Regions from separate parts of the Homo sapiens genome. Here all the other regions are linked to region 2. The links are chromatin loops, found by intact Hi-C in ENCODE. Cell type or tissue: HCT116. All regions are shown on one strand.

Region 1 (2,500 bases), 730 kb before region 2:
TATAGACTCTAGCCTGATTTTGTGTTGTTTGTGTTGTGTACCGGTTTAGCAGAAAGAACTTTCCAATGATTAGTCCATCACTCAGCTGGGAGATGTGAGCTCTCCCTCCCTTGAGGCTTTAGAGCAGAGGCCTGTTTGCGGGATGTTGTAGAAGGGCAAGGGTTTCCTGGGGATTGCATGTTGGTTTTCTAGGGCTGTCATGAGAAATGACCATACACTGGGTGGTTTAAAACAACACAAATTTATTCTTCCACAGTTCTGGCAGCCAAAAGTTCAAACTCAAGGTGTCAGTGGGGTTGGCTCCTTCTTGAAGTTCTTGGGGAGGATCTGTGCCAGGCCTGTCCCCAGCTTCTGTGTTTGCCAGCCATCCTTGCATTCCTGGACCTGCAGATGCCTCACTCTAGGCTGTCTCCATTTCCATATGGCCTTCTCCTCTGTGCCTGTCTATCTTCCTCGTCTTCCTCATTCTTCTTCTTCTCCTCTTTCTCCTTATCCTTCTTCTTGTCCTCCTTCTTCTTCTTTTTCTTTCTTCTTCTTTTTTTTTTTTTTTTTTTTGAGACAGGGTCTCATTCTGTGGCCCAGGCTGGAGTGCAGCGGTATGATCATAGCTCACTGTAACCTCAAATTCCTGGGCTCAAGTGACCCTCCTGCCTCAACCTCCTGAGCAGCTAGGACTACAGGTGTGAGCCACCAAGCCTGGTTAATTTTTAAAAATTTCTGTAGAGACTGGGTCTTGCTATGCTGCCCAAGCTCATCCCAAACTCCTGGCCTCAAGCAATCCTCCTTCCTCGGCCTCCCAAAGCATTGGGATAACAGATGTGAGCCACTGCACCCAGCTGGTATTCTCCCTCTTCCTATAGAGACATAAATTGTTGGATTTAGGGCCCACCCCAAATCCAGTATGATTTTATCTTCAGGTGATTTACTAATTACATCTGTAAAGATCTTATTTCTAAAATAAGGTCACATTCCAAGGTTCCTGGCGGACACAAATATTTGGGACTTATTATTCCGCCCACTACAGGGATTGTGTGCTGGAGAAACTGAACATAAACCACAGAGGCCAGACGGGTAACTGGAGAGTGCGGGTCTCTGCCTGTCATTGTCAGACTTGGCTTTCCAAAGAAGCCAGAAATCTGGATTTGTACGTAAAATATCTAGATTTTTAAATGCTGGTAACATATTAAGAACCTGGTCCCTATATTCATGCTTTATAGATAGCACATCTATAGGTCGCATTCAGCCTGTAGAGCAACCAGTTTGTGACCTCTAGTGGAAGCTCTAAAACTTGGCTTCTGTGAGCTCAGAAAGACAGCACGGACCTATGCACTTCTGCCAGTAGCCACCAGAGGGCGTGCTAGGCATTGCGTCAGAAAACGCCTCTGGCAACCAGGCCCAGGAGGTGGCCAGGGAAATCCAACGGAGGTTTTTCAAGTCAGGGAGTGGATGGGATCGGGGGAGGTCTGGGATTAGGCTAATGACCAAAATTCATTCTATTTAACATTTACTCTTCCATAATTGTCTCTTAATCTTTTATGACTGGTACCCCTTGTCCACTAAAGATACCTGCTCCCTTGGCAGACAAAACAAGTTCAAAAACAGCAAAAGAATACTACAGGGAAAAGAAAGGAACAGCCAACAATAACCATTTGAAGACTTTTCTTGATTATGAATCAATCAATTAACTTAAGAAAATTGACACATGGCTGGGTGCGGTGGCTGACGCTTGTAATCCCGGCACTTTGAGGGCCGAGGTGGGCAGATCACTTGAGGTCAGGAGTTTGAGATCAGCCATGGCTAACATGGTGAAACCCCATCTCTGCTAAAAATTCAAAAATTAGCCGGGCATGGTGGCATGCGCCTGTAATCCCAGCTACTCGGGAGGCTGAGGCAGGAGAGTCGCTTGAACCTGGGAGGTGGAGGTTGCAGTGAGCTGAGATTGCACCACTGCACTCTAGCCTGGGTGACAGAGCAAGACTTCGTCTCAGAAAACAAACAGATAAACAAACAAACAAACACCCCTCATGTACCCACCCCTAGCTTCAACAATTAGCAACTCATGACAAATCTTGGTCCCTCTATGTACTTTTTGTTTCTTTGCTGGAATATTTTAAAGCAAATCCCAGGCATTGTATAACTGTATCCCAAAATACTTTAGATAGACACATTGTTTTATTTGTTCTTTTATTGTTGCTGTTGTTCTTTGTTTTCCACCAGAGAACTAACTCACAGCTAACTCTCATCCAACATGGGCGGATGAGAGCCCCTCTTAACTCGTCTCAGCCTCAGCTGTCTTAGGGGTGGGAGCAAACACCTTTTCCATAATTTCCATCTGTAGGTCCACTTTTCTGTTTTCCACCTTTTAAGAAATTTTTTAATGGAGATGGAGGTCTCACTATGTTGCCCAGGTTGATCTTGAACTTGTGGGCTCAAGTGATCCTCCTGCCTCAGCCTCCTAAAGTGCTGGGATAACACGTGTGAGTCACAGTGCTCGGCCTCT
Region 2 (2,500 bases):
GCCAAGGCGGGCAGATCACGAGGTCAGGAGTTTGAGATCAGTATGGCCAACATGGTGAAACCCCATCTCTACTAAAACTACAAAAAAAAAAAAAATAGCTGAGCATGGTGGTGGGCACCTGTAATCCCAGCTACTCGGGGTGCTGATGCAGGAGAATTGCTTGAACCCAGGAAGGCGGAGGGTGCAGTGAGCCGAGATTGCGCTACTGCACTCCAGCCTGGGCAACAAGAGCGAGACTCTGTCTCAAAAAAAAAAAAAAAAAAGATAGAAAGAAAAAGAAAAAGAAAAGAAAAAGCACCTTGTTTCTCCTTGGTTTGGAAATGCCCTGAAAGGTTCTGAGTGCTGGCAGAAGCCATCCCAGTATCACAAGAGGACCAGCTCCAGGCCCAGGGAACTGGAGGATGAGATGCCAAGGCTGGCCAGGGTGGCCGATAGGGAAGCCTCTTGGCTTGGTGGTCAGAACTGGGCCCTGGAGCCAGACAGACCTGGGCTAGGATGCTTTTTATGTGGCCCTACGAAGTCAAGCCTCAGTTTTCTCATCTGTAAAGGGGGTGAGAATAACAACCTAACAGCCTTCTAGGAGGCACAGAGTAGGTGTATGGATTGCTGTTAAAGACGGTGAGCCAGAGGACACAGCTCCCGCTCTGCCTCCAGCCCCCTGACGGCCGCCCCCATCCCGTAGAATCCACCACACACCATGAGGTCGGTGCAATTGTCAGCCCCGTTTAGCTTATGCGGAAACTGGGGCACAAAGAGGTTAGTACCTCATTCAGAGTCACACAGCTAGTCAGCGGCAGAGCCAAAATTCACATGGTTGCCTTTCTGCCTCCAGAACCCACCCAGGAGACTCCATGAAAAGTGGTTGGGAGTGGGGGTCACACAAGCCCTCATCTTTAAGACTGGAGCCCTACAGGCTCTCCTCTTCTTCTCTTCCCCAGGGTCTGTTGACCTGCAGGCGACATAACAATCAGGAAGAGTCAGAATATTTTTCACAGGCTCCTTTTGGGGGAGGGTGCGGGGCGTTGGGGCGGGGGGGCGGTGCGACGGGCGGAGCGGAGAGCGCCAGGCATAAGGCTCATGGGCCGATGCTGCCATCTCGTGGAACTTCTCTATCAGTGCAATGCTCACAGATTGGGGTCACTCACTCACTACGGTCTTTCTTTCCAGGGTTACTGGATACCCGTGCGAGGCACGAGGATTCTGAGAGATAGGGTTAGTAGTTATGGTGATAAAGCCATAACTACGGACTCATAACTTCTCTGCTTCCACATCACTAATTTATTTTTTAAGAGCCAGGGTATTGCTCTGTCACCCAGGCTGGAGTGCAGTGGCATGATTGTAGCTCACAGCAGCGTCCAGCTCCTGAGCTCAAGTAATCCTCCCGTCTCAGCCTCCCCGAGTAGCTGGAACTACAGGTGCAGGCCACCACTCCCGGCTAATTAAAAAAAATTTTATTCAGAAATGGGGGTCTCACTATGTTGCCCAGGCTGGTCTCAAACTCTTGGCTTCAAGTGATCCTCCCACCTTAGCCCCCCAAGATGCTGGGATTACAGGCGTGAGCCACCACGGATGGCCCACATCACTGATTCGAATTCCAGTCCCCTTTCTGATTCTAGCCACCTCTCCTTGCTGTGTGCTGGTCAGTGGCTCCCTCCAGGAACGTTCTGGACTTCCGGGAGATGCCAGCACTGACTCCTCTGTCTTCCCTTCATCCATCAAGCATGTCCTTCCTTCTATCTTCAGGCAGCTTAGATCCCAAGGTTCACCATGTCAGTAACATCTTCGCAGTACCCTGAACTCCCATGTCCCTCATCTCCCCGTGGCAGCGTGGGCCCACCCTGGGGGAGCCCAGCTACAGCTGACAAATGATCCTCACTGGAGAGTCCCCAGCAGACCAGCGAGTCTGCTTGGAACTCACAGTTATCAACGCCAGATGGGCCTGAGGATTCCCTGCAGTTCTACCACGTGTCTTGGCTCCTGCTTGCTGTAAGAACTGTTGCCATCTTCCTCCTCCACTTGGCCCAGGGCCCTGAACACATCCCTCCCGGAGATGGTCTTTACGGAGAAAACAGAGTCCACCAGTTAGGGATGTTCCCATTTGTCAGCGCCAATCTATCTCTTGCTCCACAGTTACAACAGGGAAATTGCTCCACGTCCCCTCCCCGTTTTTCTTTGGTATCCTTGTTTGGGTTCTTTTTATGGAAGTACCACCTACATAGAGACTAGTGTGCAGATCGTAAGTGTAGAGTTCATGAATGATCACAGAATGGTGACGTCTGTTCCACCAGCACCCGGAACAAGAAAGTGAACGCTCTTAAAGCCCCAGAAGCTGCTCTCCTCTGATTACTATGTGTACAAAACAAACGACCCCCAAATGTAGTGGTGCCAAAAAAAATTTGTTATGGCACAGATTCTGTGGGTTGGGAAATGGACAGGGCAGGATGAGCATGCCTTGTCTCTGTGCTGCGCCCCCACTCGCCCCCCATGGCTGTGGCCTCGG
Region 3 (2,500 bases), 300 kb before region 2:
CTAGGAGCTCCAGGAATCAAGACCTTTTCAGATTTGCAAGAGAGAGGCTGGGAGGAATGAATCATGTGTGAAAGGCTGCTGGGCAGGGGTCGGGGGGTGGGGATTGCAGCCTTCATTCTCCTATTTATTAAAAAGTAGCAGCCACTACTTATCAAACACTTACCATGTACCAGGCACTGAGCTAAGCTGTTTGCACAATCACATCACCTATTCGTTGCAACCACCTTATAAGAAGATATCCCATCTTCTGTGTGAGAAAGCAGGCTCAGAGATGCTCAATAACTTGCCTAAGGTCACATGGCTAGCAAGTGGCCAGCTTGGACTTAGATTTACATTTCTTTTTCTCTCCCTGCAAGCATTCGCCTTCCACACATTTGTGCACATTCTGCACCTGGCCCTGTGCTATGGGGCAAGGAAATAGGATGAGGCAAATAAGAGATCATCATCCTTCATAGAGTGGAGTGTCAACAAAGTGGCTTCTTCCTCAAGAGGGAGTCCTAGGGCTGGGCACAGTGGCTCATGCCTGTAATCCCAGCACATTGGGAGGCCGAGGTGGACAGATTACTTGAGGTCAGCATTTCAAGACCAGCATGGCCAACACAGTGAACCTTATCTCTATTAAAAATATAAAAATTAGCCGGGCATGCTGGCAGGTGCCTATAATTCCAGCTACTCGGGAGGCTGAGCAGGAGAATTGTTTGAACCTGGGAGACGGAGGTTGCAGTGAGCCAAGATCATGCCACTGAACTCCAGCCTGGGTGATAGAGTGAGACTCCGTCTCTCTCTCTCTCGTCTCTCTGTCTCTCTCACACACACACACACACACACACACACACACACACACACACACACGGGGGAGTCCTTACACATTCTGGAAAGTTCTAGATAAATTCCTCCATGGTAGAGTTTTACATAGCAGCAGAATGTCCATGTTGCGATGTCTTCCAGGTAGCTGGGGAGGTGGCCTACCATGGGGACTGGTGGGGGAAGGTAAGGCAAGAGACAAGAGCTGTCAGCACAATGGGGCTGGTGACGTTCGTCAGACACTGGGAAAAAGCGCACCAGGCGAGGCTGCTGTTTATGGCACATGTATAATTGGACGAGTATAACCAGGAATATTTAGAAGGTAGTGAAGGAGACAGAGAAGCAATGGCCAGAGAGGTAGATGGGAAACCAGCCTAGTGCCGGGTGCCCAGAGTCAGGGAAGGAGGCAGTCTTGAGAAAGAGACGGTCTGCAGGGTCAGATAGAGCAGAGAGCTCAGGAAGAGGAAGGTCTGGCAAAGGCCACTGACTGGGTCTTCAGATGTCCCCAGAGTCAGACTTTAAGATACTGAGGGACGGTGGGGCAGGGATGTGGGGACAGTGAGCACAGGTCCTGAGGTGCTGCTGCCCAGAGTTTGGTGTAAAAAACAAGGCAAGAGGCTGAGTGGCAGCTAGAGGGCGCCGCAGAGTCAAGCAAAGGACTTCTGCTGTTTTCTAGGTGGTCGGAGGGAGAGGGAGAGGGAGAGGGAGAGAGAAGTGGACTGGGAGGGGCTGCAGCAGGGGGTAGAAGGTCTGATGTTGGGGCGGGGCAGTTCTCTCTCTTCGAGCCATGTGGGGCAGGGGGAGCTTAGGCTTATCCCCCTACCTCTTTCTTCCTCCAGGCTGGAAGGCTACCCCCCTTCACGCCCCCTGCCCCACCTGCAGCATCGCCCCTCCTGCCTGCTGCCAAATCTCATCATTCCCACATCTTGTCCCCTTGTTATCTCACTGGCAGCATCTTGAACCACAGCAGAGCTGGGTCTGGGCGAAAAGCAGTTTAGTGAGTGGCCGATGGTGCGTGCGGGAACACAGGCTGATGACTTTCAATTGCTTTGTCTGCTCCGCTGGGCTAACAGCCCCTGAGTCCTGCCTCTGCTCTTCTGCACTCAGAGTTAAAGGAAAGCCTAAGGCTCCCCACTCGGCCTGGGAACTGCCCTTTCTGAAGGTCCAGTATCACCTGCTATAGGAAGCCCACCCGCATCTCTCGCCTGGAGGCTCTGCCACCTCTGGCTCCTCTGAGCCCTTGAGTGCTGGGCTCAGAACTCACGAGGCAGCTGCCCTGTGCAGTGCGCTTCTTTAATTCTCATGCCTGGAGACCCAGCGTGGCCTTGAGGATAAGGGCTGGGGTCTCATGCTGCAATCTCTGGCAGTCCCCAGAACAGCGCTCATTATATATTTGTTGGATGGCCTGAAGTTTCTCTTCCTCCCTCTGCAGCAATTCCAAAGGGTCAACCAGTATGTAAGAGGCAGCGGCATACTTGGGGCCTAGTCCTGTGTTGGGGCCGCAGGGGAGAGAAGAGAAGAAAAAAGCCATGGCTTATGAGGAGCTCGGGATCTTAGGAGCTGGGCCTAAGCAGCCATCTCTTTAAATGGCAGTGTCTGAATGGAGGCAGGAGGCTGGATGAGATTGACCTGTGCGATCCTGATCTCCACTGTGGCCTCTGACTTGGTCACCTGGCCCTGCCCAGGTCCAGCGTCA

What was found. Hi-C counts contacts between places; a loop is a spot of excess contacts. Peaks named below come from ENCODE experiments on the same cell type or tissue, not always from the same donor. Only the 100,000 strongest peaks of a DNase experiment are listed, where the experiment ranks them.
Region 1: it touches region 2 in a loop (11-fold over the local background); 20 of 110 quality-filtered maps call a loop at or near these places.
Region 3: a loop joins it to region 2, with 2.7 times the contacts of the local background. A loop is called at or near these places in 39 of 110 quality-filtered maps.

The regions. Positions count from the first base shown.
Region 1 is chr10:72,047,544-72,050,043 of GRCh38, reverse strand. No RefSeq gene overlaps it. Among named protein-coding and RNA genes, the nearest start is that of SPOCK2, 40 kb to the left of the region's middle. In HCT116, a CTCF peak has its summit at 1,319; a DNase peak (open chromatin) is centred at 1,333.
Region 2 is chr10:71,313,070-71,315,569 of GRCh38, reverse strand. No RefSeq gene overlaps it. Among named protein-coding and RNA genes, the nearest start is that of SLC29A3, 4.9 kb to the left of the region's middle. In HCT116, a CTCF peak has its summit at 1,130 (motif pointing left); a DNase peak (open chromatin) is centred at 1,099.
Region 3 is chr10:71,608,304-71,610,803 of GRCh38, reverse strand. The region is part of intron 9 of CDH23 (cadherin related 23); the gene reads right to left. Among named protein-coding and RNA genes, the nearest start is that of CDH23-AS1, 98 kb to the right of the region's middle. In HCT116, a CTCF peak has its summit at 1,439; a DNase peak (open chromatin) is centred at 1,443.